Linked DNA regions of Mus musculus: regions 2, 3, 4 and 5 are each linked to region 1. A link is a loop called in an ENCODE intact Hi-C map of the cell type or tissue named here. Cell type or tissue: heart. All regions are shown on one strand. Links, peaks and the distances in the headings refer to the core of each region. The heading gives the core; the rest is flanking DNA. Region 1 holds the start of Grb14 (growth factor receptor bound protein 14). Region 2 overlaps Cobll1 (Cobl-like 1). Region 3 holds the start of Cobll1 (Cobl-like 1). Region 4 overlaps Slc38a11 (solute carrier family 38, member 11). Region 5 overlaps Cobll1 (Cobl-like 1).

Evidence for each region. Peaks named below come from ENCODE experiments on the same cell type or tissue, not always from the same donor. Only the 100,000 strongest peaks of a DNase experiment are listed, where the experiment ranks them.
Region 2: it touches region 1 in a loop (7-fold over the local background); 15 of 42 quality-filtered maps call a loop at or near these places.
Region 3: a loop joins it to region 1, with 2.4 times the contacts of the local background. A loop is called at or near these places in 6 of 42 quality-filtered maps.
Region 4: it touches region 1 in a loop (7-fold over the local background); 15 of 42 quality-filtered maps call a loop at or near these places.
Region 5: it touches region 1 in a loop (3-fold over the local background); 3 of 42 quality-filtered maps call a loop at or near these places.

What each region holds. Positions count from the first base shown.
Region 1 is chr2:65,019,725-65,026,211 of GRCm38, forward strand. It overlaps Grb14 (growth factor receptor bound protein 14), which reads right to left and starts at 3,042. Exons shown (of 14, transcript NM_016719.1): 1 at 2,736-3,042; 2 at 1,363-1,495. The coding sequence starts at 2,920. In heart, for the core only: CTCF peaks have their summits at 2,110 and 3,216 (motif pointing right); DNase peaks (open chromatin) are centred at 2,837 and 3,217; H3K4me3 peaks cover 1,921 bases; H3K27ac peaks cover 1,516 bases.
Region 2 is chr2:65,118,300-65,124,786 of GRCm38, forward strand. All of the region lies in intron 6 of Cobll1 (Cobl-like 1), which reads right to left. Among named protein-coding and RNA genes, the nearest start is that of Grb14, 99 kb to the left of the region's middle. In heart, for the core only: a CTCF peak has its summit at 3,335 (motif pointing left); no DNase peak of the experiment used is centred there.
Region 3 is chr2:65,236,385-65,242,871 of GRCm38, forward strand. Cobll1 (Cobl-like 1) reads right to left here and starts at 2,407. Exons shown (of 14, transcript NM_177025.6): 1 at 1,979-2,407. The coding sequence starts at 2,055. It overlaps Gm13594 (a long non-coding RNA gene), which reads left to right. Exons shown (of 2, transcript XR_001783320.2): 1 at 1-1,698; 2 at 3,122-3,812. In heart, for the core only: CTCF peaks have their summits at 2,441 and 3,010; DNase peaks (open chromatin) are centred at 1,567 and 2,317; H3K4me3 peaks cover 2,124 bases; H3K27ac peaks cover 2,123 bases.
Region 4 is chr2:65,334,442-65,340,928 of GRCm38, forward strand. It overlaps Slc38a11 (solute carrier family 38, member 11), which reads right to left. Exons shown (of 12, transcript NM_177074.2): 8 at 1,291-1,361; 9 at 149-310. Among named protein-coding and RNA genes, the nearest start is that of Slc38a11, 26 kb to the right of the region's middle. In heart, for the core only: a CTCF peak has its summit at 3,429 (motif pointing left); a DNase peak (open chromatin) is centred at 3,390.
Region 5 is chr2:65,084,035-65,090,521 of GRCm38, forward strand. Cobll1 (Cobl-like 1) reads right to left here. Exons shown (of 14, transcript NM_177025.6): 14 at 4,305-5,523. The coding sequence ends at 5,437. Among named protein-coding and RNA genes, the nearest start is that of Grb14, 65 kb to the left of the region's middle. In heart, for the core only: no CTCF peak of the experiment used is centred there; no DNase peak of the experiment used is centred there.

The sequences.
Region 1 (6,487 bases), core at 1,491-5,490:
TGAGGAAGACACTTGCCATTGACTTCTGGTCTCTAAACCACACATGACACAGTGCTTGTACACCTGTGAAACTCCTGCACACATACCTCCTACTGCTATCTATTGCTGCGTGGTAATAAGCATGCCCGCTCCCCAGGGTATTTCCTCCCTTCCCCTAAGTAAAACTACATCACTGAACCAATCAGAGGTTAATATATGAAAATTCTCCTACTTATACACACACATATGTGATATATATATATATATATATATATATATATATATATATATATATATATTTACCTGTTTCCTCCCTTCACCTCACCACGGTTCTCTGAATGTTAAAGTTTCCTCTCCCCAACTCCAAAAAAACCCCAAAAACACCAAAAAAAAAGAGAGAGATGTTTTTTGACAAGTGAAGCTATTCTTTATTTTGTTAATTCAAAACTGGAATAAGTCCATGAAAAAAGATGAATAATTCTAGGATGTGTTGCTTTTTCACTCCTAAAATGTATAGTTATGAAATATCATTTCTTGGCTGCTTGGACTTTTTCTATCTAATTGGTGTAAGTCAGTCTCAAACAAGAAAGAAGACCATTAAAAAAAAAAATCCATTTTATCATGGCTTCCAAGTCAAATGCCTTCTGCAGCTGGAACCTCCAAAACATAAAGTTTGCCGAAAAGTATTTTGAGCTGCAAACTCCAATTACCTCATGTAGATTCCTTTTTTTAAAAAATTATGGTGTGTGTGCATGCATGTGTGCGCATGGGCTGGTGCATGTGCGTGTGTGCGTACGTGTACATATCCATGCCCCAGAACCCATGCAGAAGTTTGAAGACAACTTTTGGGAGTAAGTTATTTCCTTCTACTTGTTGGGTCTCAGGAGTCTAACTCAGGTCCTCCAGCAAATGCCCTCACCTACTGAGCCATTGCTCTTGGTCCCTGTCAGGTTCTCTACAGCACTTTCCTTTGGTAAAGGAGGCTAGCCTTATATGACATGTGTATAAGGAAAGACACCATTAAATAGCAAACAAAGAGCCGATCGATCCCCTTCTCACCTGATATTATAGTCCCGCCCCTTCCAATTAAGACTGGTGTGAAATTGATGCCTGTTGTCCGATAGGCAGTCAGGACAGGTGCACTCTCAACCCTATTCTCTCCCAAGAACCCAAGAGGAAATGTTTGATATTCCCACTACACAGCTGAGGAAGCTGAATCCCAGAAGGAACATCATCTCAAGGGCCCCTTTCAGTCAAGGGCCAAGCAAATTCTCGTTTGATGCTTTGTTTTGGTTTGGTTTGGTTTTTTTGCAAAACTCTTGAAGTCTGTGTGGGCACAAGCCTTGGAAGACCTTAGGGTTTCACAGGTTTGGAGGTGCATACCTGCTTCTTCCTTGAATTGGCCCTGGGAAACAGGCCTGCTGACAGCACAGATGTAAGCGGAGAGCAGCAGAGCTCAGGAAAGGGGTTGGGAATGGGTGGCTTTTCCAGAACATCCAGATCTTTCATTTTTCTCCTACACCAAGAGAACATAGGACGTCATTTACATAAAACAGAATAGGAAATGTAATTGCTGTCAGGGGAAAGAGCATTGCTCAGGCTAACGTGTACCGCTTGGTGACAAGGCTAACACTCTATAAGTAGGTGTACAGGAAAGAGCAAGGATGTCGTGCCCATGGGTCAAAAATAAAATATGCCAATTACCACAAATAATTCTATACCACCTCCCCCACCCCATCTCACAGAAAAAGAAAAGAAGAAGAAGAAAAGCCTTGGGAGGCATTGACACTCCATTTCCTGTACTTAGGGCTTTCCTGAACACCAACACAGGCTACATCATGATTTATGCAAACATTACCCAGGGGAGTGTGCCATTTCCTGGCTCCTATTAAATTGACAAAATCTGTAAGTTACATCCAGTAAACTCATCCCCAGGATTTTTTTTTTACTCATCACTGCTGGAAGTTATGATTTATTAAATATAGATGTGGTTCATCTCACTTCGAATTTCATTCACAATGTTGCCCACACACAGTCTGCTAATTTTTCAAGTGCTTATAGATACAGAACACCAAGGCAGTCCTTCTGGGAAGGTAAGTCAATAGAATGTGTTAGCAGGAATGTAACGCTAGGCCACTGGGGAGTTATTTTAACTTGACTGAAGTCAGAGCGCTTTGCAAATCCTGACAAAGAAGCAGGAGTGGTATTTAGATGTGCGACTGCAAAAAGCCACGGATTCTTAAGCTCTTCTCGCCTTTTTCTTTCCTAAGTATGACAACTCCAAAGGCACTTAATGCTCATTGCTGTGGAGATGAGAAACCTTGGAAAGCCGCTGCCCTTTCCTGTGGAACATAAAGACGGCTCAAATGTCAACCCCTGCTCTGCCTCTCCCGGGTCCTTGGAAGACTCTATCTACGTGGGAGGTGAACACATTCAAGCTTGGATTTTTGAAGCCTATAGTGTAATAGGAAAAGGGCCACCCAGCAGCTGAATGTGGTCAGTCTGGAGTGAAGCCTTCTGGTTCACCCCAAAGGGCAAAGGTGAGACAGACCGCTCTCCACCACCCCGTGATGCTATTTATAACAGGGCACCTGGAGATCGTGGTGCCCTCCTGACCCCGCGGGATCTGGCTCCAAGGGAATTGTCTTCAGACACTTTCCAAACTTGGTCCGGCTCTGGGCACACACTCACCCCTGGGCCGCCTCCATACCCCAAGAGCGGATTGCTGACCCGGACACCACCACGAAGCTGCCTACCTGTCTATGGCACCGCGGAGGGTCGCATCGGAGGCGGGGGACAGCGCGTGCAGTCCGGGGACCTGCGCCGGGTCCTGGGCGTCTCCCTTGCCCTGGGCAACGCGGCACACCTGCACTGCCAGCGGCGAATCCTGGGCGCCTGCCCGGCCCGCGGCGCTCTGCCCGTCTTGCAGGGACGTGGTCATGGTCGTAGGCCAGGGGTCTAGGGAGTCATCGACCGCGAGGCGAAAGCTACGAAGGGCTGGGGGCGAGCAGAGCCGAGCGGTTGCAGGCAGCGAGCGCCTTGCAGGTGCGGTGGCAGGGCCGCCTGCGCTCACGGCCAGGGCGGCTGGGACGCGGTGGGGCGGGGAGCGGGGGAGGGGCGGGGGCGGAGGAGGAGGGTGGGGACGTAGAGGGTGGGGACCGGGAAGAGCGGTGCTGGGGGGCGGGGAGGATGGAGCGCCAGCCTGGCGGGCCCTGCGCGTAGCCCGGGCACTCGGGGGCGCTGGTGTCACTCTCCTGAAGCGTGGGGACCTCGACCTCAGGCTCCCTAAGTCCCACCGCCGCTTTCCCAAGTGGGTGACCCAGCACAAGGCTGAAAGTCCCGCGGGCCGAGTGCCACTCTGGGCTAGGAGGACCGACCTCCAATCTGCCTGGGTCCAGGCAGAACTGGTCCTTAGACCCTTCCGTGCCAGTAGGGCCACGGGAGATCACCTAAGCTGTGGCTTGATCATCAAGACAGACCCACAGTACTGGCAAACCAGGAGGAAATCTTAGGGCAATGTATTCTCCAGTCCCGCCCCCCACCCCGCGCTCCCTCCCCCACCACCCCTTTCCTTTTCCTCCGTGGCAAGAGATGGAGTAAAGTGAGGAAAAATCAGGGTTGCTGTCTTAGAAAAACTCCTTTGAACTGGTGAGAATTCTCAGTAAAACCTGAATGAATCTCAAGGTGCCTGGGATTATTAATAGAGTTTTTTCCTTGTGTTCGTTCTTTCTTTCTTTCTTTCTTTCTTTCTTTCTTTCTTTCTTTCTTTCTTTCTTTCCTTCTTTCCTTCTTTCCTTCTTTCCTTCTTTCCTTCTTTCCTTCTTTCCTTCTTTCCTTCTTTCTTTCTTTTCTTTTCTTTTTATTTATTTTTTATATTTTTACTTAGTTATTAATTAATTTTTTTTTTTTTTTGGTTTTTGGAGACCAGGGTTTCTCTGTGTAGCCCTGTCTGGCCTGGAACTCACCCTGTAGACCAGGATGGCCTCGAACTCAGAAATCTGCCTGCCTCTGCCTCTGCCTCCCAAGTGCTGGGATTAAAGGCCTGTGCCACCACTGCCCAGTTCTTTTCTTTTTTTAATGAGAGCATCTTTCTCATATTTTCCACATTCTGCCTTGCTCTCCTAACTATTCCATGAATCTACTACTTGCCTCATTTTATACATAAGAATATTAGGGTCCCCAAGCAACCCAGGGCAAGGCCCTGCTTAGCTCTTAGTTAACAGATGCACTCAGGATTCATCCCATAAGCTTCCATGTCAACCTAGGCAATGAAACAGTAGAGGCATTGTGTTCTTCCAGGATGCAGCAACCATACCCTGAAATCCGGACTTCTGTCCCTGCTTTTCATGAAGTATCCTACATCCTGTGCACCGTGGAGGACTTTCAGAGAGTTTACACACTCTTTGTTCTCTGACCAACTTAGATATCATCTGGTCCTGGCACCTGTTTCCCTAAGTCAACCTCCACTTCTTCTGTCCATGGCAAGATAAACATCCCTCCTGAAAAAGTGAGCCATCCTTGTTGTCCTGCTTGAGTATATCCCCTATCAGAATGTCAGCCCCAAACTCTGATGACAACTGGGGTTAAAATTGGCATGCTTCCTGGTTATAACCACTCCACGAACTGAGAACACTTGAGTCACAAAATAGGTAATAATCAACTTCTTCATCTTCCTAAAGTCTAAATTAAGAATTAAAACAGCATGAATGTCCATGACTGTGTGGAAGCTGTGGCTTCCAGGAGTCCTTATAAAAGGCAGTGGCCAACCCAGAACAAAAGAGTGGCTTCCCTGGGGGATAAAGCTAATACTAATGGTCTTAGCTAAAGCTTATCACTATACATGTGGGCTTTAAATGCATTTAATGGCAAAGCACTGAGTGGTGGTTTGAATATGCTTGGCCCATAGAAAGTGGCACTGTTAGGAGGTATGGCCTTGTTGGAATAGTTGTGGCCTTGCTGAAGGAAGTGTGTCTCTGTGTAAACAGGCTTTGAGGTCTCCATGTGCTCAAGCTCTGCCCAGCACAGAAGAGTTCCTTCCTGGCTTCCTCCAAGAAGACAGATCCCTCTGTCCTCCTTCAGATCCTTCCCCAGCACCATGTCTGCCTGGGCACTGTCATGCTTCCAGCCATGATGATAATGGACTGAAGCTTTGAAACTGTAAGCCAGCCCCAATGAAATGTTCTCGTTTCTAAAAAGTTTCCTTGGCCATGGTGTCTCTTCTCAGCAATAAGACCCTAACTAAGACACACTGTTATATATTAAAGCTATTCCAGCAGAATAAAAACAGAGTGTGTGTTTATAGATATCTTGAAGGAAAAAAAAACTATGCCATTATCATTGTCTTAATTTTACCCAAAGGCCTTGTACCTGTTTCTCCTCTCTAAAAATAATAGGGTGTGAATATTGTCACAGCAGAGTTAATCAATGACTAAAGTTTGTCCCCTCCCAACACACACAAACAAACACACACAATCACACACATATACTCACAAACAAATGCACTCTAGTACACATGTGTGTTCTCACACACATTTTCTCCTCTTCTTCCTCCTCTTCCTCCTCCTCCTCTTTCAGCAAGAGAGCATGCTATTTTTATCTCCTGGAGCAAAGACTATAGAGAAACTGTATATATGTCTTAACTCACTGGGAAGATTACTATCCAACAGTGAATTCTACTCAGCTTCCCAGGACATCTTCTTGACCTGAAGGAAAAGCCTTTGCTGATTCAAATGAGATTCTAAATATATCTCCCCTCTCCATGTATCCTTATAATAGTGAAAATCAAAGAAAGGCCCAGGCTCTGTGAACCTTCTGTAAGCCACACGAGTAGAAATTATAAGGCCTTTACAAGGCTTTACATGGGGAATGAGAAAGGGGAATAAATCTCTAAAAATAAGAGTCTAAATACGCCGGGCGGTGGTGGCGCACACCTTTAATCCCAGCACTTGGAAGGCAGAGGCAGACAGATTTCTGAGTTCAAGGCCAGCCTGGTCTACAAAGTGAGTTTCAGGACAGCCAGGGCTATACAGAGAAACCCTGTCTCAGAAAAAAAAAAACAAAAACAGTCTAAATACTTTGTCTTGTATCAAATTAATTACCACTAAGACCTTCTAAGACCTTGAGTATTTGTACCAAGAATTATCCAAATACATTTGAAGAAAAATGAAGTTGTTTTCATTTCTAAGATTGCAAGAAATTATTCTAAACAAAGGAATACATGTTATAAAGGTTATAGGACACAGCCAGACATACACAGAGAGATTTTTCCACAAAGGGAAAAATGGAGGAGGGTATTATAGTTTTTTTTTTCTCCCTATAACTGACAAAGTTCTCTGAAACAATACAGCAGATATGTTGGTACCAGAATGTCTGATCTGGGTGTTTGGGCTCTTTGGATTTGAACCTGTCAACTTGAGAGGCAGGAGTCTGCCCAGTTCCTTCCCCACTGCGGCCTTTTCTTCCCTTTTACAATCCCTATCCTGCCTCCCACATGTCCTGTGCTGAGGAA
Region 2 (6,487 bases), core at 995-4,994, 98 kb after region 1:
AATAAGCTCAGCAAATGAACACATTTTTCTCACACTCTAAGCCTTCCATTTCTTTGTTGCACCACAAGGTGCTTGTGTGGATTCCTGTGTTGCAATAAGTGCACACAGAAAGATGCCAGGTGTTAAGTCTTCAATGTTGCTATCATACATTGGGTCTCAGGAGTCATTCAATAGGAGTAGCTGTTGTGACCTGGTTACCACCAACCAAAGGTCCAGACTACAGAACTTTTTTTTATTAGGTAGAAGCCAGCCGTACATAGTTTTGCAATATAAGAACTTGAAGATTCTGGGAAATTTAGTTAGAAAATTTTATTCCTCAGAGAAAAAGAACACAGCAATGGACAAGTTCATTTAGTGTGGAAAGTTGATGGAAAGACTACAGCAGAGAGTAAAAACACCACAGAGTATCTAGGAGAGCCCAAGGTGACACAAGACACACAGAGGTTGAGCAGTTTCCATTTACATGCACACTGGCCCTTTTTTTGTGCAAAGAAAAAAAAAGACAAATTTTTAAGCCTATGCTATTTATGCCTTTGACAGACATGTACATTCTTCTTCTTCAGACACATCAGTGTTTCCGTCAGTCCCACCCTCCCCTCACTCACTGAGCTCTATTTATATAATCGTGGCTTGCTAGTGACAATCTTGGTTTTAACATTTTTAAGCCCAAAGATGAGAACTGAGCTCAGCCGTACATCTTCTACGAACAAGAAGAAAGTAGAACCTAGGATCGATCCAAAGTAAACGAGAATACATGGTGAAGATCGTGGTTCCCTGTAATCCGAACAAACTGGACTGACATGTTTCTAGGCACAGGTGAGGAGAACACCTTACAGATGAGCTGAACTTAGAACCCATGCCAAAGTCAAATGACAGCCAAAGTAATACACTGGGGGAGGAGGGCATTTCAGTTCAGCCCAGAGAGAAAGCCAAAGCTATCAAGAAAGCTTTATCCCTCCCTACACACTCATACCACGGCCATGCTTCCTCTGACCTGGCTACTGTTACTGCATGCTGCTGAGTAGAGAAGGGCACACCTACTCATGCAGCCTTCAACACCAATGTAGGCCAGAGGCTATGTAAGCCTTGGACTTCTGACTTCAGTGTTCTGCTGTGACCTAGTGTAAAGCTTAAGGCACAGGCAGCCTTTTGCTTACTGATAGACAAGGAAGAGAAACGTGTATTCAATTTACAAATGGTCAAGAGCTCTTGTTCTTTGAAGATTTTTCTTCTTTAGAGGTTAAAATATAATTAGCAGGTCCCTTTACTTTTAGGTTTGAAGCACACCTGAAAGTGCCAACAGAGGGCTTGAGTGTAGATTAATGGAGTGTTCTCTGTAGAAGTTGGCCTGGAATAGGAAAACTAAACACATAAGCAGGCGCCGCTGCCTCGCTTTTCGTGGCCATGACTCCTTAACAAACCTTAGAAAAGTTACAAAGAAATGATGCACATTATGCATGGGAAAAAGGAAAGAATATACTGTGCTGGTAGATTTTTTCAGATGCATTAATCCACTCATAGCTTTGGAAGTAGAGCCAGATGTACTCATATATCAAGCTGCAACTGTCATGGTAACCACAGTTCCTAGGCAACTGTTGAACTCCGTGTGGGGTCCACTTTCCATACAATAAATACAAGACGCGAGCAGGAGAGAAAATAAAGTGTTACATGATAGCCCAAATTAAAAAAAAAGCAGGAAGAGAAATATTTCTTAACGAGTACAAATACATAATCTATTACAACAGGGAGTACAACCTTAATTGGTCTGCATAAAATAACTGGAAAAATTCACCAAGTAAAATAAAAAACAGATGTTTACTTGCTTCATGGGCATATCATCTGCTTCTAAACCAAATTAAGTAGGGAAAAAAAATAAAGATAAAACTGTGTAAAAGAGGCATGCAAAGCATTCCTAAAAAATTGAGTCAGCCACTGAAAAACGAATACTCTGGGTATTAAGTTTCACTTGCATAATATCAGATGGCAGGAAGTCTTGGTTTCCCAATATTCGAATGTTGTCTGTGGCAGCACACACATTGAGACCAAATGAAATGCTCAGTAGAGGTTATCCCTTTACTGTGCTTCCAGCCACAAACCTACCCCAAGGAGGTTACACACCATGCCAGTGGCTGGGGACAGTTATTTACTGTTGAATGCAGAGGACTTGAAGCAGTAAAGCCACACTAAAGGTGGGAGTCAAAAAGTCTCCAAAGGTTTTGGGAATTCTACAGGTGGAGATTTCCAACAATTTCTTTTAAACTCTTCCACTTCCACTTGAAACATAAGTTTAAGAGACCAACTGATGGAAACAAGGCAGTCCTCTGCCGACTGATTTTGCTACAGGTGTCCTCAACAGACAGTAAATGGTTCTAGGACTCAGATTTCTATACTTAGTCTTATTCCCCAAAGCTGTCGATGTCATTTTGTTGACAATCTTACTTCATATGGTTACACGCACTTCATATAGGGATACAGTTACTGTTCCTATATATAACAAAAAAGGCCAAATACCATAGACCTTGTAACACAAATGACATTTCAAATCACGAGAAAAAGTCTGTTTGATAACACGTTCAAAAAGTTCTAGGAAAAACTGCTAGAAAATTTCTAACTGGAAATTCATTTTGAATTAAACATTTTCACAGGATATAATATATTCACCTATACAGAGAAAGTGGCATGAGGCTGAAAATGATGCCAAAGTGTACAGAAAATTTAGGGACATGAAAATTAGCACACACTGAAATGGAGCTTCAGTGAAACTTATTCTTTAGATGGACTGTCAGATGCAGAAATTCTACACAGGTCTGTGAACTTGGATCGTTAATGGACCACTTTCGGGAAGAGCACACACAGCAACTGTCAAAACCAGCCTGAAAGTCAACAGCCAGCTATGTGAATAATTCCAGTGTATGTTCCAAAATCACTATCCAAATATCTCCATTTGCCAATGTTGAGAAATGCCCTAGAAGAATGAAGCAAGTTATCAAATGCAGACAGCCAAAAGTGGAAGAGACGTGGCCAACACTTTTTCCTTTTCAAAACCAGGTACATTTAAAGTAAGCATTGACTACAGGGGATCACAAGACCAGTGACTACTTAAAGGGGGACCAAAGTGAACCAAAGGTTAAACTGAATACACTGACCATCATAAATAATTTTCATGTATTACTAATACTTAATATTTATAGTTTACTTTTCTGCCTCCTTAACAATCAAAATAAGAAATTTATAACATCATAAAACCATTTTCTTTTATTATTATTATTTTTTAAGAAGCTTTCAGGGTAAAACTGGAAATGATTAGAATGCTGTACTGTTAAACAGCGCACCCTTGTGGTCTAAGTTGCATCACAAGCAATAGCAGCTTGCTTCATAGATATTTTTCCTTTTATTATGTTTTCCTATTTCACTGTTACTACTTTCAGTGACTAAAACAAGTTTGCTAAAACCTCAACTACATTGTTCAAGGTGGCATGTAATGCTTAATTATCATCCATATTTTTTATTTAAAATTGTAAACAAAATAGCAACCAAAATAAGTAACATTCATTCAGCAACTGGAGTGTTCTACTGAACGTCATGAATATTTGAATGTAAACAGTTATCAGCTCAAGAGTTAACCGTATATAAATACAATACCTATAGGTACACAGAAATTAAAACATATGAGGCAAGTTCAGAGTCATGGTTATTCTCCTTAGAACACACTTCATCAGGCAGTAGAGATGAGGAATGATTCAACCTTGTGGAGGTGAGAAAGCAGAAGACAGAGGTGCCATCATTTCTTTCTGACAGAGGAGGAGACTTCACTTGAACAACAATGACTAAAATGTCCTGCTTAGAATTGGAAACATTCCCGAAACTGATAAGGTTTATAAGGAAAATGATGTCAACAGACGTCCCTGGGACACCCCTGCCCCTCCCCCCCCAAATAAGCGCTGGTACAGTTTCTGAGCTGGGAAACGTTAAATAAGAAATATAAATGTGTCAGTTGGTCACAGAGAGCAGTATGAAGGTACATTAAGCTGGTCCTCTTCTGTCTACTCTGAGTTTCTTTGGGAAATGACTGGAGAAGAAGGAAGGGAAGACACTGTGGATGAGACTAAATGAAGCCTTGGTCTCTAACAGAAGTCAAAAGAATAAAACAAATGAACACCAAGATGACGATGAAGTTTTGGATAACAGTTTGGTAAAACCCTGGGTTGCATGATAGATCTGCCAATTCTCATACAAAGTCAATCAGTAAGTATTCACAGGTTCAAATTTAACAGCAAGAATATTTGGAATTACAAAATGGACATGATGATTGCCTAGGAATGTTATAAAACGTCACAATGGTTTAAACCAGGGTTCTAATGGCCAGAAATCTGAAATCAAGACATGTGACAAGACATGCTCTCTGTGAAGGACTCTCCTTGCCTGCTGCATTCTCCGGTGGCTTCCAGTGTTCCTGTATGGCAGGACACCCAGCTTGGCCTGGGGCTGCACACAACTCTCTTCTGTCTTCATGCTAATTGGCTGTATGAATTATCTTATAAGGGCCCTAGCCTTTGCACTAGAGCCCAACTGAAAGAAAAGATGGTGGTACCTCCAAACTTAAATCCATATGCACACTATTTCTAAATCATATTTACAAGTATTAGGGCTTAGAGAGAGAGGGACAAGCAAAATAGAAGTGGGCTTCCGGAGAAGTGCACTTTTTGTTCCCAGAAGGCACTGTGGTGCATAAAGGTAGGAAATTACAAAGGTGGGTCTCCAAACAGGAACAATGGGGACAGGTGAAGAGCCAGGGACCTATCAATAAGATACTCACATGGGAGGCCAATCTGTGGACTCTTAAGTCTTAGGATCTTGTTACATTAGGGCCTGAAGACGATTCCTGGAGGAGCATTATTCAAACCACTACAGGCCATCACTGGGAAGAGAGGCCCCTTGGTATTGCAAACTTTATATGCCCCAGTACAGGGGAATGCCAGGGCCAAGAAGTGGGAGTGGGTGGGTAGGGAAGCAGGGCAGAGGGAGGGTATAGGGAACTTTTGGGATAGGATTTGAAATGTATATAAAGAAAATATATAATAATAAATTAATTTAAAAAAGATTCATTCACAGATTCAAAAAAGCCAAACAAAACCAAGCTGAGGAACAGATATCGCTTCTTAATAAGAATAATAAACAGACTTTAAGAATACAGATTCAGGTATGGTCATGGGTGATGGAGAAAGTAGTAGAATAGGAAGGAAGGGAGGAAGGAAGGATAAAGAAAGACAGAGACATGGAGAGAGGGTGAGGGAGGGGAAGGGAGGAAAGGAAGGAGGGAAGAAGAGAAAAAAAGAAACAAAAAACTTAGTAGTTATAAGAAGGTAGTAAGGTGAAGGAGGAGTTAAAAATGAAGGGTGTCTAATCACACAACACCTGGCCCTGAGTCTAGAACATGGGAGATGCCCAGGAAAGCAAGTGTTCTTTCCTGAGTGGTGTATATGAGCAGATACATGCAGACAAACATAACCCCAGCTTAATCATTAAGGATTTTGGTAACGAATAAACAAAACACAGTCCTTCAGCTTCTCTAGGGAAAAGCAAATAATTCTGGTTCCTGTTGAACAATACATCAAAGAACTACCCAGATGTCCAGATCAAAAGACAAAATAATCAGAAAATTGCATAAAGATGTGTAATTTGCCAAGGGCAATATTTAAAAAAAAATCACTTAACACAGGGCACCAAGTGGTCACAGAGCAGAGGATGAGAATCAAAAGAACCAGCTTTCCGTGAGGTCGCTGGTGGAGTGGATCAGACTTCCAAGAGGCAGACAGTAGAAGACGATGTAGACGCCTTGGAAACTGAAGCACACAGAAGCTACTGGGATGGCTTGGATGAGGATAGTTGGAACAGAGATAACTTCTATCCGAAGACAAGAGGAGTTGGTAGCTATGTGAGAGTGTCAGTTACATTCTTACAGTTCACTTCTCAGGTAATTAAAATACAAAATAATCTTCAAAAGGCTCATATGAAGAAGTATAAAGGGGCCATGCACAGAAGGAGGTCTTTGAGACCAGCTTTGTCCTGTATTCCCTGATTAGTTGCTGTCTGGTTCTCACTCAGGCCCGAGCACGCTGTATCCTTGGCATTCTGGAATCTGAACAGAGTTCTCCACCCAACTATTGCACTCCCACACACATTTATGACTGAACACAAAGACTGCCTTTTCTGTGAAGCGTCACCCACCTACAGGATGGATGGATACCTTGGAAGGTTTTCAGCAAATGATTCTCTCAGTGGAAAAAGAAATCGTCCCTCTGTTTTGTAAAATGAGTTTGTTTGTTTGTTTGTTTGTTTGTTTTTTATGGCACAGTATTAACTTAGATTAAAAAAATACGAAGTTTTTAAAGAGTTCATTTCTCTATTTGAGTTGCTAATCATCTAGAACGGTAATAAAATCCTTTAACTTCCTAAAGGACTCCACTCAGTGTCTGAATATCTCAAA
Region 3 (6,487 bases), core at 1,345-5,344, 220 kb after region 1:
CAGACATGACAGGCACTTGGAATAGACAAGTGGGAGAGGGCAAGCCACTAGAAGCTCTTTTTTTTTTTCTTAAAAGAATACTATTAGGTATTATGGCAGTTTATTTACAGGAGCATTTTCCCAGATATCTTCCCTGAAGTTTGAAAGGTAAGCACAAAGGTTCTTTAAAATATTTTCCTCTTTAGGGTGCAGTGGTGTATTCCTGTAACCTCAATTTTGGGAGGCAGAAACAAGAGGTAACCCTCAACTATAAATGCAGTTGCAGACCAGCCTAGCCTAAAGGAGTCGCTGCCAAATAAATAAATAAATAAATAAAGTCATCAAGCAATTAAATATATGCATACTTTCAAGGAACTCATTTGTTTAGCCCCCAAGTTCTCAAGCATAAAACCCGGGGTATTCTAGGCTTGTCACTAGAAAGCTCTATATTTCATCACCGAGCTCTCCGGCCTCACCTATTTTGTTTAGAAGAACCGATTCCTGAGCATCTGAGACTGCGTGTTGTGTAAGTGTATTACACAGACACACACGGGAATTCTCTGCTGTTTTCTGAGAGTCTAATTCAGTTTTGTGTGAAAGCTTGTATGACATTAACTTACATTAATCCACAGCTCTGTCTCCAGGCCTTGCTTTACCTCATCCTACCGACACACTTACTCTCCATACGGTAAAAATATATGGAAGGAGACACATTAGTATCTAAACGGTGGAAAGCCGCCCCCCCAAGAAAAAAGTAGCGCTCTACAGCAATAGGGGATATTTGCATGGAGGAGATCGAAATTTAGAGGAAAAAAGAACGAATTCATACACTGCATGTTTCCTCTATGTAAGCATTACACTAAATATCTGTTAGATTAGTCATGTTGCCTTGAGACTCTTCCATGTTTCCTCTAGACAACTGCCAATGCTCGCATGGCCTCTGATGAATAAACATGCTGTGACTTGCTCCTAAGGAAACGCCTGTCATGTTCCAGGGAAAAATGACTTCTTCACTCTTAAACCAGGGGAAAAAAAAAAAAAAGAACGACTTTCATTCATTGCTTACAAAGTCGCCTGTTCCTTAATGTTCCAATTTCCGGAATTTTCATACTCTGCTTAAGGCATTTCTAGGTTCTGATTAACAAAGAAAAAGAGAAACTGGGGGTGCTTTATGGCAAAGAGGCTACATGACAGCAGTGAGGCGGTCTCACCTAGGACAGGGTTGTGTAGCTTGACCATTTACTACGACAAAGGTTATTCTCAAGTTCTCCTTGGCCCTTGCAGGACTACCTGTTCCCACCACTGTTTACCCAAACGTTTAACAGAGTGATGTTTAGCATATTTGGCAGGAAGGCATGCTTCATTTAATATTAACTCACCATGTGACAGCCCCTTCCCTTCCAATCGCTCCTCAAACACGTGACGGTAAAAAAAAAAAAAAAAAAGTATAGGTGTTTGCCAATGCGACTGACTTCGCACTCGGCTTTGGCATCACCAATTGGCCAGAAGCACATACACACACACACCCCCAGTCAGAGGCGAGCACCCCGCCTGCTCCCGGAACTGTCAAGCCGGGCTGACAGCTGGCACACCTTGCTGCGCCCTCCGTGGACTTTCAGGAAGCCCCTTCCTTGCAGTCACCTTGACAGAAACCATCCTCCTGGGCTGGAGCGCTTGGCTGTGGAAACTTTTCCTTCCTTTCCCGGAGCGCGCTTACAGGTGTCGTCCCCCCCGCCGCTACAGAGCCCCAACAAGGGGCCCTTTGTTACCACTTTTGCTCCGGGACTCCTCACCCAACGCCTGCCATTCGCCTGGCCTTCCGTAACCCCGATCGGAAAGCTTGCCCAAAGTACCGAACCCCCCACCCCGACTCGTCCGGGAGGACGCAGTCTCCCGCCCGCGTGTGGGTCGGCCCGGGAGCCCGGCGGCCCCGCGGGGAGCTCGCCTCGGGCAGGTGAAGCGCGCGAGGCCTCGGCGGCCGGGAGGGAGGCTTACTTACCCTGCGGAGCCCGCGGGCTGCATGGCGGGGGTGCGGGGCGCGCTGCGGGGTAGGGGATCCGGGACGCTGCGGTCCATCGCGCTGCTGGCCGCGGCGCGGGCTCGGGCTCGGAGGCGGCGCGTCACTGCTAGGGTGGGAGAGGCCGGCGGGTCAGGGCGGGAGCGGCCGGGCCAAGAGCCCGCCTCGACCCACGGCAGCCAGGGGCGGCCCCGCCTCCCCGGGGCGCTTCCACCTGCCGGTCGGTCCCTGCCCGAGGGCGCCGCGACGACGGCTACAGGTCCCCGCCCCGGCCGCAGCCCGCAGCCAGTCCCGGGCGAAGGGGCGGCGCGCGGCAGCCCGGGCTGTGAAGGAGGAGGAGGAGCGGACCGGGCGCGGGACGGTCGCCACGCCCGCAGTGCTTGGGCTCCAGCGGCCCGCTGCGCACCAACTGAATCCCGTGCAAACTTTTCCGGAGGAGCTGCGAACCACAGCGCCCCCGCCTTCCCAAGCCACTGCCCGCTTTAGGGGACCCGGCCCGTCCAGGCTCCGCTCCTCCCCCGCACGGCTAGCTCGGACGCCCGGAGCGAGCGCGCGGCGGAAAGCGGCCGGCCCCCGGCCGCCGCGCCCGCGCCCCAACTCACCCTGCCCCATGGCCCTGCCGGGAGCCCCGAGCTCGCAGCCGCCTCGGCCACCTCGCTCTGCAGAAGTGAGGGTGACGAGGTCAGCATCGGAGCGAGCAGAGCAGCCAGCCGGAGAGGGGACGGGTAGGGCGAGCGGGCGGGGACGTGGAGCGAGGAGGAATTTCCTACCCCACCCCGCACCCCTCCGCGGAGCACGCGGCTTTTAGGTACCGCGGGGGAGGCCGGTGGAGAGGAAGCGTCTAGGCTGCTCGTTTTAGTCCCCACTGACACTGAGTAGCTTTGGGAAGCCTCGCGAACCCAAGAGGAAGAGTGGGCGGACAGGGAGGCTACCTGGCCAGCAAAACCCCAGGGAGGACCCAAGCTGTAGCGGAAGTGAGGAGAGCTCATGGACCGAGTCCTGCTGATTGACCACCTGCAGTCTGACCTTCGAAGTGCAGGATTTTCTTTTTAACCTTACTGACCCCTACGGTTGCTAGCCCTTAAAAGGCACCTCTGACATTGTGATCTTTTTAATCCCTGGCAGGTTTAAGCTCGTCCAGTCTTCCCAGACATGCCTCTCTTGATGTAAACAGCCAACAGCTGGGATTTGAGGACTGGACGTTCTCATGATGACAGTCTATAAGCTAAGAAAGAACAGCAGAGATTTAGTGGCCTCCTGGAAGTTTCACAGGAATAAAGGAATCTCAGACAGTGCTTGCTTGTTTGTAGTTTCGGTTCCTGCAAGAGTTCTTCTCAGAGGAGACGTGCCACCTGACAACCGGGTGCATATTGTCTCCTTACCCTTAGACCCTTGCCAACTGTTTTAAAGTAAATCATATTGATGAGTCCAAAAGCGAACATCAGGAAATAATGCTAAATTAAAAATATATAAATGGATACCTCAAGTGGCAAATCTGTAGGCATAAAAACATGATGTAGGATAACAAAGGACTTAACATTTTTGGTTCACATTAAAATTAAACTAGTATTTATAACCCGTGCTTAATTAAAGGTTCTTTGTTGCTCATTCATTACAACCACCACCAATAATTTCTGGAACCAAAAGTACTAACTACTACTCCACATAATTGGATTTTGTCTCTTTCCTCTCCCTTGTGGTGAATATGGTCTCAGTACATCTTTGAATATGAAATGGAGGTGAAGATCGTGGTGACTTCTGCGATGACTGTGTTAGAACTCTATCATTAAAAGTTGCTTTTAAATAATTTGACTAATAACGAGGCAATTGTTTGAAATGGATCTGGATTTTAGACTTTAAATAATAACACTGGTTTGACAAGTTCATGAATCCTTTCTGACCGTAAATGGATAAGCAGATTTACAGCTGTTGCATAGACAGGCTGTAAATAGCAAGGAACACTGAAACTACTTAAAGTTTATAACTTTGAATCACAGGATCAAGCACTTAATTAGTTTCAACCTTGATTTATGGCATCCTAGTACTATTATGGATTCCAGTTAGGCTAATCTTTAAGAGATTTTTACAACATTTCGTAACTGCTGAGTGCAATTTTCATGACACCACTTTTCCCTTACATCCTTTTGTTCTTGGGCACCGGGCAGGGTCATACTTTCCACACACTGAAATTGAGCCTACCCAAATGGCTTGCTTGACAAGTGAGATGTTTCATTTCCTGGTAGAATCACGTTAAGGAGAGTGCTGAGCCTGCTGTAACCTACTCTTGTCATCCTGCAGAGATGGGTCAAGATGGAGGTGACACTAAGTTGAAGGATCCTAAATATGTTACACTATTACCCTGAGCACCTCTTCTTGGAGAGGCTCGGGGTTTGCAGCAGAATCCCCCAAAGCACTAATTATCTATTTTGAGATTAAGTCAATAAACTGTTCAGCATCTTTCAGAACCAAGACTATACTTCATATTCTTATACATTACTGTCTATGCTGTAATCTTGTAACTGCATAATTTATCGGCAATGGTAATCATTGTTTTTAAATAACCCCCCTTTTTTTTAACATAATGCTGGAAAACAGCCCCTTCCCAGTCCCTCTGAAAGTTGTCCAAGTCTGTCCAGATGTTGCTCCATTTTCTTGTTTGGAAATCTCCCCTCCAATTTCATCCAATCATCATCAATGCAGGGATTGTCTCAGATATTATCACTTTGGAATAATAGCACGGATAGAAATAGCCCTTTCTCTCTTCAACTGATTTGATTGTTAGGTGGACAACGGCTGCTGCACCTGTTTCAGTTAGCTTTTCATTGCTGTGATCAAAATACCACACAACAGCAGGGGAGTGGGACTGATTTCAGCTCCCAGTTTTAGGGACTTAGAGGTATCTGCTCATCAGGTCAGGAATGGTGTGATGGAGAGCGGCAGTCCATGCATGGTGGCCAGGAAAACGAGAAAGGCATGTGCCAGCACTGGGCTGGCTTCCTCCTTTTTTTCAGGTTTTATTTCCTATGAGCCCTTAACCCAAGAGAAGGTACTGCTCACAACTGGACTGGTTTCCCCACAGCAGTTCATCTTTCTAGAACTGTCCTTGTCCACAGCTCCATGGGTATGGTTTTATTAATCTGGGTGATCTAAGTTCAGGAAAATGGACAGTGACAACTGACTGTTACACAGACTAGGAGGGGTTTGGATAGAAGAGGCTTTGCGCGCACCCTTGTCTTCTAAATGCAGCTCACACCACAGAAGACAGTCTGCAAATATTTGTGGAATAGGGAAATGGAAGAAATCTTAAAGATTTCACTTAAGAGATTTGTTGTGTGACAAAACTTTTCCCCGGGGAGATGCAACACATATCTACTCACCCCAATTAGGAAACCTGAAACAGACCCAAGTACAGATACCACTAAAGTCTGATTTGGTGAACCAATGAGTTTGATTAGGGTTACTTACAGGAGCAGAAATTACTCCAAACACTTGTATCCCAAAAGCCCACCCCATGGAACACACTGAATAGCCTACAGGCAGCTCCACAATTAGGAGATGTCCTTTCTAGGTACGTCAGTTGGTCTAACCCCCTTCCAGACAGCTTGGCTGGGCTCTGCTTCTATCAGGCAGCTCATCTAGTCTCAAGAGTCTTTTTTGCAGACTTTCTTCTTCGTGAGAACCTTCCTGGAAGCTCAGTTTGTCTGAGTCTTCGTAGGCAACGTGGCGTCACTTGATCTGAGAGGAATTCTCTGCTTTTGATTACTCTGACAGGGAAGTACCTAGTCAATCTCATGAGTTTCAGGGACTTCCTGAAGCTCTCTTGAGTTGTTTACTTTCCTGCGTAAGGAGCTTTCCAACAGGATGGAATGCTTTAATCTAGGAAGAAACTGTTAAACAACATTCTTAAAACAAAGGAGTCTAAGAAGGGCTTTTTAGTTCACAGGCCCTGGAGGATGACTGAAAACAACAGATGGGAGGTGAGTTGGCCCTTATAAGGAGGAAACATTGGTCCTTCTTGCTTGGGAGGTGAAGGCAGGAAGAACATAAAGCTCTGCCTTAGCTACATACTGAGTTTAAAGCCAATCTGAGCTACACAAGACTCAAAATAAATGTCAGGTTTTCTGTGCACATCCTTGAGTGATAACTTAGTGATTGTCCGGGTTCTGTAGTAGAACAGAATTTATAAAACACATGCACATACACACACACACACACACACACAGAGAGAGAGAGAGAGAGAGAGAGAGAGAGAGAGAGAAACTCATTACAGTGCCTAACACTGTAGTCCAGCCAGTCTAACAATGGCTGTATACAAATGGAAGGTCCAAGAGTGTTATTCAATCCATGAGGCTAGATATCTCAGCTGATCTTCAGTATATGCCAGAATCTCAAAGTAGGCTCTAATACCAGTGAAAGGATGAACCAGCCAGCAAGAATGGGGGCAAACAGGCAAAGAGGGAGACCTTTCTTCCATGTTGTTTATATTAACTG
Region 4 (6,487 bases), core at 1,174-5,173, 310 kb after region 1:
CAGGAGGAGAAAGCGGAGAGTGTGGGTGGAAGAGGGCTGGGGTGGGGTAGTCCCCTGGAAAAACTTTTCCAGAAGCGGGCAGAACACGGATCGACTGGTACCAGTGCACTTGCACCAGGATGGGCTGTGGTTTAGTCTCTCATGTTACCTTGAGTGAAGCCAGTAAAAGTGAAGTACCCGCACGTTGCAAAGAGCACACAGATGAATACAGAAACCAAGATGGATGTGTGGATAATCCGGCGCCACTTCGCTACTGTGGGCTCTTCGAGAGAACCATAGACTAGGAAGCAGTTATGGTGGCAAATGAACGCTGGAACACAAAAGAAAACCTCATTACTCGGGAAACAGCAGGACTGTGTTTTCTACTTTGAAAAGGTGAGAGATGTATACTGCCTTAGAATATCTAATATCTCAAATGAACATATATTAATTTACAGCACTAAGTAAGCCAGAACGTAAGGCCTACATACAAGGAACTTCACAGAAGGCTTACCTAGTAACTTCATGTAACTCTCAACATAAACCAGACCTGTCCAACAACTCTCCCATTTTTTCCTCTTCCTATCTTCAGGAAAATTTGTACCTTGCTTTATTTGGCAGCTGGGACATAGTGGAGTTATAAATATCTAGCGAAATCCTAAATCCTTTCTGCCAAGACTTTATAGAAGTCTATGACATTTACTGGACTTCCAAGTTAGGAGACACACTAACCATTGGTGGAACTAACACAAGTTTGACAAAATCACACCGGGAAACAGGTCTCATGTGGAGGGGGTGGGGCTTATTAAAGAGAGGGGCGATAGAACATAAAGGAAGGAAGGAAAATGAAGTGGTTTGGGGTTGGGGAAAAAGTGGCTTTTTATTGGGGCCATGACACATGCGCAGGAGGACATGTGACAGGGGCAACAATGGGAATTGTTTTGCCTTTGAGCAGCCAGGGATGATATGACTTGTTGCCCAGTCCCTTGGGGATGGCCAGGAAGGTGCCTGATTGCTACCATTGTCATGGGGGTCCCTTTGGGCTGGCCAGGGATATGCTTGAGTGCTAACTACTGTCATGAATGTCCAGCATCGAAACACTGTTCTCCAATTAGAAGCAAAATTTAGTAACAAATGAGAAAGTTTAATAATGGACGAGCAAGGCTTGAGCTTGATTTTATATCAACAGGAACTAGATTGTGTACTGTTAATGGGGAATCTAAACGTAGAAGACCCTCTATACATGGACCAGAACCTCTTCACAGAGCAGATGTGTCATATTGACAAAGAGTTTTGAAACCAGGTACTCACCAAAAGACATCACCCCAATAGCCTGGATGGCATTGGGCTTTGCAAACACCCAAGCATTGTCTGTCTTTGGTCTAGAAGAAATTCAGTTATTTAGATACATTATTAAACAAGTGTAATAATAATATTCTCTTACTGGAGAATAAGAAATGGTGTCACCCATAAAAACTGAGTATCTTTCAATAGGAACTTAATAAGTGAGCTGGAGAGACAGCTCCAAGTTTAAAAGTACTTGTTTTCTTTGCACAGGACTCAGGTATGGTGCCTAGTACGCCCAAGGTGACTCATGGCCATTTGTAATTCCAATCCTGGGGTTGAATGTCCTCTTATGAACTCCCTAGGCCCCAGATACATCACACACACACACACACACACACACACACACACACACACACACACAAGAGAGAGAGAGAGAGGAATACAGAAACAGAGAGACAGGAAGATAGAAAAAGAGAGAGAGAGACAGAGAGAGAACAATTTTTATAGACAAGAATACCCATACATATAAAATAAATAAATTACTGAAAAGAGAAAGAGAAAATTAATAAGTGGTTTTCATCAACATACCTTTCCTGAGGGCATCAGAGTTTCCCAACCCCACTGCTCTAAAATGCCTGTTGAACACTTGGACAGATTCTGTGTTTAATTATACATATAAAATACTCACTGACTGCGTGACTTGGGGAAATCGATTTGCTCGATCAATATAACAACAAAAGTTAGTATGGAGTCATCACACAAGATCCTACGGGAGATAGACAATTGCCAGTATCCTATAACTCCTCTCCATTCACCTCTTCAGCTTTTCCAGTTCGATCCGCCTGAGAGAGGTGGAGTGCAGAGGGTACATGTGAGCTGATGCTGACTGACGGTGTACTGTCTATTTCTGGGGAAATATACTGTGCTGTTTCATTTGTTTCTTGCAGAGACATTTAAGAATTATCATTGTTTACACCAGACATAGTGTAACCTTAGCCCCTACTGGGCAGAGGCAGGTGGATCTCTATGAAGTCAAGGCTAGCTTGACATACACGTTGAGTTCCAGCTCAGCCAGGGCCACACACTCTGTCTCAAACCAAAACCAAAACCAAAACAATTATTTTTGTTTAACATCTGGGTAGTCTCTGCTTCATGGTCTGATTTGCTTTGCTTCCTGGTGTGTTTCGTACAAAATCTTTTCGTGCATTGGCCTCAAGAGTCTACCTGTTGGTAGACTTCTCAAGAGGAATTTTGATCATACATGCTTTTAAAACTTATATTTTACTCAGTTATTTGGTTTTGAGACAGAGTTCCAGGCTGGCCTCAAACATGTGATCTCCCTGCCTCAGCCTTTATTATAGCTCTGGGATTAAAAGTGTAGCTTCATCATGTCCATTTACATTCTCAAGCAGCATAAATCCCAGTGGAATTAAAACACCCAGAATCAGCACGGATTGGCCTACCTAATACATACCTTTCCCTCTACCTCTGGTAATAATGGATAGTACAGGCCTGGAGTCTGTTCCTCTGGCCTCTTCTACTTATTGGCTAAAGCATGCCGTTAGCCAAGTTAATCGATCCCTGTTTCAATTTCTGCATTTGTGAAATGGGTGTAACCATCTTATCTAATTCCCTGAGCTATTGCACAGATTAAATGAGATAAGGCGTGTAAATCTTCTGAGCAAGGAACTGTAAGGCAGTATCTATTCAATATATAGTCCGTTTTATCAGTACTGTTTATTAATATTGGATTAATATCCTTTCTTAAGTGTTCAAAGGCAAATAAGCATCCACGAGCATGGCACACTTCTATTGCCACGTTTGAATGAGACTCAGGAGAGTGTATGGAGGTGGACAAGGAGCCCACTGGAGAGCACCGGAGGGGGAAGAGCAACTAAGGGCAATTCTCGAGATGAAAACTCAGCCTTCACGTTTGTTATTCATTGTCTGAATGAAGAGGACACAAGCGAGTCCCATTTGTTTTGTCCAACGTCTGTGGAGTTTGTGCAGTATATCATCTTTCTATAAATGAACTGAGCAGCTCTCAGAGGGGGAAAACTGTCTTTCAGGAAAGCTAGCCTGAGCGGGAGGCCTCCCGTCGTTTCCGGACCTGCTGGGAATCTCTGTTCTTTGAGTGGAAGCTACTGCCACCTGCTGCCTTCACTGCTCTCTCTCCCTCCAGTCAGCCTGGCAAATTCCAGCCTTAATGAGCAACTGAAACATGCACACTTATTTAATATACTTATAAAATGATCCCTGTTGGGCAGTGTTAGCAGAGGGCTTTAACTTTCTGATATGCTCTGAATGTGCAATGTGTTCCAAATCTAGGAAAATGATAGAGGTAACAGGATGTGGGTTTTCAACGGTTTGTCACAGAATAAGACTGAGTTCAGAAACAGGTCCAGGAAGGAGGAGGGGGGGGGGAGAGGGACGGGGAGGGCAGAGGGAGGGGGAAGGCAGAGGGAGGGGGAAGAGCAACTAAGGGATGGAGATGGGGAGGGGGAAAGAGACATGGGGGACAGAGGAAAAGAGAGAGAAGAGAAGAAAAGGAATGGCTATATCCTCCTGGTATAATTTATGAGATGACATAAAATTTGATACCCAACCTAGCTGAAAAACCAATGAAATTACAGTCTTTCTGCTTTTAGATGACAAATGTCAAAATACAAAGATATTAGCAATACGTTCAAGCAATTTGTATGATTAATACATCACCAGAAATGGCCTTCATAATCAATGCCAGGCTAGTCTCATAGAAACATCTGTTAGTACACTTACCATGTTAACACATTAGTGTGGGTAAGCCTATGAATTTTAGCACATACACAAAAGCATATGATTCAGTATTTATTTTCTTAGTCATAGCAAGCAAGCTGTTTTCCTACAATTTTACCGAATCAAACTCATATTGTATGCTTAAACAGGCACATGTACGTAAAACAAAATTTGTGGTTTTAAGTGAAGGAATATTTTCAAGGGTTGACTCTCAAAGATTTCATCTAAACACTAATTCTGATATTTCTTACTTTTTCTTTTTTTAATCTTTGGATCACATGTAGAGTAACATAGACTAGAAACTGGCAGGTAAAGGAGGGGCTCAGGCTGGGCGGTGGTGGTGCATCCTTTAATCCCAGCACTCGGGAGGCAGAGGCAGGCGGATCTCTGAGTTCGAGGCCAGCCTGGTCTACAAAGTGAGTTCCAGGACAGCCAGGGCTACACAGAGAAACCCTGTCTTAAAAAGAAGGGACACAGAATAAAGCTGGTAGAAAATTTGTTATGTTTTTCATCTGAACAAAAATCTGCATATGTATGGTGGACCCTGTGATTTTGTTGTGATACATGTATAGACCAGGTAAATTTTAAATCAGGACAAACACACACACACATGCACATTTACATACTCAATCATTTATTCTCTATCATAAAAATATGTAAAATACTTTTTTCTAGCTTTTAACCATAAACAGTACATTATTATTATCAATAACCATTCTACTGAATATAGAACATAGAACTTATTTCTGTTAATTGTGTCTTTGTATACCTCCTCCTAAGCCTCTCGTGGCAACCATTTAACTCTTTAACTTGTAAGAAAGTAACTGTTTTTGTGTGCCTTTTGGAGACATGTTCTCATTATATACCTTAGCTGGCCTGGGATTCCTACAGATTTGCTTATTTCCACCTCCCAAGTGATGGTAATAAACACATGTATGACTAAACCCTTCCTGAGATCAACTTTTAAAATATTACCCAAGTGAGCGAGATCATATAATACTTGTCTTTCTGTTTGTGGCTTTATTTTATATTTTTATTTATGATTTTCATTCCCCTGTTGTGGCACATTATATGATTTGAGTTTTGTTGTTGTTGTTGTTATTTTTGTTTTGTTTTGGTTTTAATGGTGGAATAGCATTATGTTGTATGTGTTTGTTGTATTTTCCTTATTTATCATGGAGTAGAAACTTACATTGTTTCTTTATTTTCATTATTAGAAATAATGTTGCAGTAATTAGTTGGATAATTTTTGAGAAAGAATTACTTATCTACCTGTGATGGCTATTCTTGGTTGTCAACCTGATTATGTCAGGAATTAACTAAGACCTCCAAATGGAGCACATGTGTGAGGATTTTTTTTTAACTTGAAGTGGGAAGATCTACTTCTTTTTTTTATTATTAAATATTTTTTATTACATATTTTCCTCAATTACATTCCAATGCTTCCCCAAAAGTCCCCCATACCCTTCCCCCCCCCCGCCACTCCCCTACCCACCCACTCCCACTTTTTGGCCCTGGCGTTCCCCTGTACTGGGGCATATAAAGTTTGAGTGTTCAATGAGCCTCTCTTTCCAGTGATGGCCGACTAGGCCATTCTAATCTGGATATTTGTGGTGGGAAGACACACCTTTAATCTAGATCTTTTGAAGATGGAAGACCTAGTTGAAATCTAGTCCACTCCTTCTATTTAGGGATTTTACTTTTTACCTGCTTGCTTTCATATCAATAGCATGTCCATTCCTCATAATTGTCATTAGAGCCTACTTCTTGGGGATTCCAACATATATAGAATGCCAACTGAGATATTTATCCTCATGGAGGGAGTAACTATTGGATTCTTGAAACTTCTATTTATAGGCAGCCATTGTTCAATTAAGTGGACCACAGCCTGTAAGTCATTCTGTAGAAAATGTCATTCTGTAGAATATATACAGAATATATTCTATATTCTAGAGAACCCTGACTAATATACCATCCCTTTCCATTAGATCACAGCAGAGTATAAACTCCACATAAAGAGAAATAACTTTTCTAAAGCATAAAATGTCTTTGAAATAATAAAATTTGCACTTACACCTCCATGTAAACCAATACTAAAACTTTTAACCTGGGCCTAGAGAGATGATTTGGCAGTTGAAAGCACTTCCTGTTCTTCCAAAGGATTCCAGTTCTCTTCCCACTATCCATATTGGATCTCTCTGGCCTCCGCAGGTACCAGCACACACACACACACACACACACACACACACACACACACACACACACACACGTACAGTTTGTTGATTATATAACTAAACAAGGATAGGACACATGGATTTCCCCCTCTGTCCTGAGATCCCAGAATCTTTTACTAAAAGAAGAGACATCTGAGGAGAAAATATTTTGTGAAAAGAAATTGGATGTTTAAGTCATAACTGTGGAGAATCATGAGGAAGACACACAACAT
Region 5 (6,487 bases), core at 1,003-5,002, 64 kb after region 1:
AGCTCACGGCTTACCTCAGCTGGCCCAGACCTAGTGTCTCCTCTTGGTTCTTAACTCCTAACACGTCTTGCTTCTCATGCTTCTCAAGTTTTCAAAGGAATCATAATATTAACAGACTTGGATGGTCAGTTAAAATGGAATTTCAGATAATATGTGTAAAATGTGTGTCCTCAAAACTGTGCAGACTACTCATGCTGAAGATTATTTATCAGATAAGTAAATTTACCTAAACATCTTGTATCTCACCTGTCAACTAACAAGACTCCAAAAAGACTGGAGGTGACACTTGGGTCCTCACACTTCTAAGCCTAAAGACAAGTAGGACAGAAGTACAGAGAAAGGCAATGAAGACGGAGTGATACTAGATTAGGTTGACTTCTAGCTGGCTGGGATCTAGGGTTTGGGGTGTACTCATGTTGGATCTAGTATTCACTAGGGGGACTTTGGGGAAAATGACATTTGAATTTGAGCTGACCGAACAAATCTATGAATGTGCTTAAAGTCATTCAATCTCATGTTTAAAATGGTGTGTTTCACCTACTACCCAGCTCGGTGCAGTGTTGGGTGTGCAGCCTGGGAGCCCACTGCTATGGGCTGGGCTGGCTCAGGCCAGGAGGCCAGACTTAGCAGTCACTTACGCTTTCCCTTGCACTTCATCCTTCCCTCAAGGCCACTCAGAGCTTTCTTTTTCAGAGCAGCACCTGAAGGATAGTGCCGGCAACAAACTATACTAACCTTTGACACATCTCGGAACCAGCACAATGTCACCTCTGTCTTTTCAATAGGCACAAAACCAGATGCTTCTACAGACAGGAAAATGAGTCCGGCCTCTGTACAGAGAATACCTGCCAAGTCACAGGGCAACTGTGTGCGTGAATGGCAGGGAAATAATCTGAGCTATCACTGATCCATCACCATGGATGAAAAAGAAAGAAAGAAAGAAAGAAAGAAAGAAAGAAAGAAAGAAAGAAAGAAAGAAAGAAAGAAAGAAAGAAAGAAAGAAAGAAAGAAAGGATGAATTAGGGAGTTGTTTTGCAAATTATGAAATGTTTTTGGAAATGTAGTATATATTTCCCTCCAAGAAAAACAACTTCTTCAACTTTAAAATGGATTTTTAAAGTCCATGATGTATTAAAACCAAGAATTCTATGTAAAAGTACCAGAATTTTCTACAATTTTTCACACGCGCGCACACACACACACAACCTGTCTGAAACATTGAGAGAACATATGGTGCATTTTTTGTCTTGTGATAAGTAAAGTGTAACTGTTCACATTAGGAACCAGTATTTTAGGGCTGGAAATTTGCAAGAAAGTGGGTTAGAAATCTGGAGAGCCTGGAACCCAGCGCCATTTACCTTAACCACCATGCGTGGAGCTCAGCCCGACAAGTGGGAACGTGAAATCCTGAGATGTGTTTGGCCAAGTGGTATTTGGAACAAGGCAATCTTACATGTTTGCGTTCCCCAGTAAATCAAGTGACGTGCAAATCCTATGTAAGATTTAAACCACTAAATATGAGAATTTCAAATAATTTCAAAGACATCATTTTGGGCAGGATCTTCACTATAACCTTCAGCTGCAAATCCCCTTTACTTTAGAAAATATAATAGTAAATGTAATGATTGTGAGTCCTTGCTCCTTCAGAGTTGGTTTCTCTTGGTAGTGAGAGGCATGGGGGATTGTCATTAGGCACATATATCAACGGAGCCTGGGGTTTTAGAATCATCGTTCTGGTCTTTGGAAAGTGACCGGTCTCATTGCAAGGATTCTGGTTCAGCTGCAGGGTAGATTCTGCTGTTGATGCCAGACCTGACAGTTACATGTACGGGATGTGTGAGTGAGGGCCACTCAACCAAATAATAAACAAGTGTAATTCTTTCTCATTAAGTGAATTTGGAAGAAAATTCTGTGTGTCAGACACATTTAAAATTCATGTAATCCTGATAATCATCAGACCCATGAGATAAGCCTATCAATTCACTTTTCAGATAAAAAGGAAGATAAATTTTCCTAAGATTTCATGATTTTAAAAGATTAGGTAGACCTGAGACTTGAATACAAATACCTTGATGCCAGGCAGTTTGGCATACCACAGCAAGAAAAAGATGGCTGACAAATATGGCAAAACTTTTAGGTATAAAAACCCTCTCTTCTAAAACCCTGGTTAGATCAAAGTCAAGTTGCCTCAGAGTATTAGTGTGTAACTGTTAGACAAATACATACTCAAGACTTCAGACATCTTTCTTGTTTCTCTCTTGCCCTCTTATGCTCTTCCCTTCCACCTCCCTTCCTTGTTCCCTTCCCCCCACTCCACGTGCTCATGGCTGGCCTCTACTTCTCTACTTTCTCCTTCTCTCTGCCCTTCTCTGCCTCCACTTCCCTCTGAACTCCCCTCCTCATACCCTAAATAAACTCTATTCTCTACTAAAAAAAAAAAAAAAAAAGACTTGAGACATAAATCTAATGGGCTGATTAAATATTAACAGTGGTTCCCCAGAGAGGAGCTGAGATGTTAGAGATAAAAAAAAATCTCACTTATGTCCAATTTATAATTTTAAAATGTTGTTGTAAATGACCCATAAGGGTAAAATGCCTAGCTATTCCACATTAAATAATCTATAGTTAGTTCGGGGCCATTCCTGCCTAGTATTATTGTCATTATCTTAAGGAAATGAGGAGAAAACAACTTGTCGTTAAGACTTCTCAGTTTAGAAGAGAGGGTGACAAAATCCTAAAGCAGTAAAGGCCAGATGACTTTTCAAAACCTCTGTCTTAGTGACTCAGAGACAGCCACGTCTCCTACATCCTAAGCAACCTACCAAATACTACACAACCTACCAAATACTACACAGCTTCTAATTCTAATTCTAATTCTAATTCTAATTCTAATTCTAATTCTAATTCTAATTCTAATTCTAACTCTAATTCTATAGATTAGAATCTGAGGTATAAGAAGCCTTTGTTTTCAAACATCAGTTTCTAAAATAAAATGTTGCAACACAATCGATAGCTCCAGAGCTCTCACTTGCTTTCCTTGTCTGATTTCAGTAGGCAACCACCAAGCGTGTGGGATCTTATTTGTTCTCTGTGTGCTCAACCAGAATGCACAGAATCATTGAGATTTTACATTCTGAAACTGATACCATCAAACACATCTCCTTCCACATCTTTTTTTTTTTTAACTTTTTTTCCCCCCTGTATCTGTGCCATACCTCAGTGTGGCATACTGATAAGGTTACATAAACAACTGTCACATCGTGTGAACATGTTCCTAATTTTGAGGATACAGGCAAGGGACTTCTGATTTGCCAGGGTACTTCCTAGCAACAGCAAGACATTGCTTGTTTTCAATTCCTTGTTTCCAATGCTTGATGGAAGATCAGCTGAGATGGCGCCCTCTGTGTACTTCCTACTCTCTACATTTCTGATTAGCATATGCAATGCTGATACGCAAATACAGAGCATATGCAATATGCAAAATACATTTTGCATATTTACAGTCTTTTAGATTTTCTCCTGCTGCTAACAAATTAACCCTTTTTACATATTTAAAGCACATGGGGCTTAATTGCCTTCATGGTACTCACATACATCTCAGTTAAGTGTTTGAGATTCATCCTGTGTTTTATGACAGCATCTTAATAGTTTTAAACAAGTTTCACATACTGTAGTCTGAAAGCATGAATCATGTTCTAAGTTTTAAAACATTGTTTTAAAAGGCTTCAGGCTGACACAAACACATTGGTGATGTAGTTTGAAACAGACATCATGTTTTTCCTCAGATAGGCAAATGTGCATACACTAGGTTTTGAGAACTTGCTCTCTGCTGGTTTATAATCATATAACGTGCAGATAGTTCTCACTCCATGTCTGAGATAAGGAAGCAGCAGGACCTAGAACCAGGCTAAGTCTTTCATGTGATGGCAGGCAAATATCAGAGCTCAACTATTCGCTGGGAGTCCTGATAGCCAGAAACAAAAACAACAACCAAAAAACAAAAAAGCACTGCTGTTCCATTCATGTTAGTGACCAACAGACCATGGTCACCAGGCGGGGGGAGGGCTCAGCGGTTTCGAACACTGGCTGTTCTTTCAGATGATTCAATTCCATGTCCAGCTCCGACTGCCTGTAACACCAGTTCCAGGGGACCCAGGGCTTCACTTTGGACTTCACGGGATCTAAACACACAGGCAGTGCAGGCATATGTGCAGGCAGAGCACCCACACTCATAAAAAACATAGACATTTACATGTGCTTCAGGTCAGGTATTCAAATATGCTCGTTAACACAGGCTACACGGGAAACAACAGACTGTAAATATATAACTTGCTTTTATTAAACGGAAAAAGGTTCCTATGTGTCAGGATGACAGATACTCCAGTAGCTTTAGGAAAAAGTTCAGTGTCAGGTGTCTGAGCAGTCTTTTGAATAAAAGAGGAATAAAATTATTAAGGAAGTCCAGGACACTAACACGTTCTAAACTTCTGGGCCACTGGAAGCCGACACATCAAGTACTGTTTCTCTCAACGATTTTGGCTTTCAGGAAAATATATATTATTATTTAGATGGCTAGCATCTGAGATACATAAATGACTAACTTAGCATTTTCTTTAATTAAAAAAAAATCAGGATTTTGCAAATGTCTGACTTCAAAGTTTTGAATGTGGACATAAACTAACCCTCAATTCCTCCTTATAGCAAAAGTGAAATAACTGCCACAATGTATCAACATTTTCACAGGGATATTTTAAGGCCTCTGGCATTAGAAAATATGCAATATCTGTGTAACAACATCATAATTATATACAGAAAATATCTTAAAGTCTTCTTGTGCAATTTTACTTCTAAAGGTTAAAGTGTTCTATTTAAAAATACTCAACTGTTACCTACAGATCTGACACTTGTAATTAAAGAATACATAAAATAAGTCTCATAGTGATTCTTCAATAAAAATAACTGAACATTATCTATTTGATTTACTAGTCTTCCACGTCTTTCAGCAACAAAGGCCGTACTATAAATTATCTTTCTAATTATAGCCTAACGCTGAGGCAGTAAATGTTAGTCTGTGCTTGCCTGTTTCTGTGTCATACAGTATGTCTATAAATCTCAATTTACACCTTTGTTTCATGGTGCACAGTATATCCATAAGGAAAAAAAAAAACCATAAGCAGTGATTGTTCTTCATTGGAAAAAAACAAGTCATTTACACCTTGTTTAACATTTCTAAAGCAGCAGTATTTAGCTATAACAAAAAGGCCAAAACTTATTATAAATTATAGATTCTATTCATTTTTCTTTTGGCATTAAATCCATAATACAAATGTTTACTCCTGAATAGATTTATATATTAATGTACATCTAAATATATATTTGTGAATATTTCTTGTAGGCAGAAAGCTGGTCGGTGAAGTGTGTCACAGCAGGGTAATATTAGCGACTGTCCTGGGCGTCAATGGACATGGACTGGCTGAGGCCCGACTTCCCATTCACAGATATTGTATTCGATGGAACAGTAACCTAAGAGGAAGAAACACATTTTGTTCCCATCAAGTTTTTATAAAATGGGACAGCTGTCTAATTTTGAACAATTAACACATTATAACTTCTGCTTAACTGTAAATGTTAGCATTCAGTATTTATCACTCAATGATTTACAAATAATTAAGAATAAATGTTCACTCTATCATGAAATGGAAAATGAGAGTTGTTATTTCCACAACAAACAAGTTAAATAACCCATCAACACATCTTAATCTTTATAAAATTACCAAGCCAACATAAAAGCCAAGAGCACAAACAGAGTGCAGGCAAGCTGTTCAGTGCAGTTTGAGCGAGATGGATGAATCCTGGCTTCTCAGAAGGGCTTGGAAAAAGGTACAGTAAATTTTGCAAAATTTTACAATTTGGTTCTAATGTCAGACAGTAGTTTGAAATCCTCCACTTAGTGACTCCCTATATATTCAAAACATAAGCATCAATCACCAAAATTGATCTTTAAGAATTCTTTCATGGCAAGGGCTATAGCCAACTGTCAAGCCTGTAACAATCGAATGAGAGAAGGGCCTTACAGGAAGTTTCAATCAATAAACACTCAGCCTTCAAAACCCAATGGCTGAGCGTTCCATTTGCAAACCACTGGAGGGAAAAAAAAATCACTTAAGACAGTCAGGCAGGACTGTCAAAGGACATAATGTTAGATTACATAAGGAACTGCAAAATTTAAACATAATAAAAATAAAACTGGCAACCAATAAAAGCATCAATGATCTGGACAGCTCAAGAAGAAATGCAAATGACCTATGAGTATTTGAAGAATGTTCAACATCTCTAGCCATAGGCATCAGAGCAACTATAAGTTACTCTGAGAATCCATCTTACCTGAGTCAAAATGACTACCACCAAAAAAAAAAAAAAAAAAAAAAAAAAAAAAAAAAGCCAACAAATCAAATGACAGTAAAGCTGGAGGTGGGGGAGAGAATGT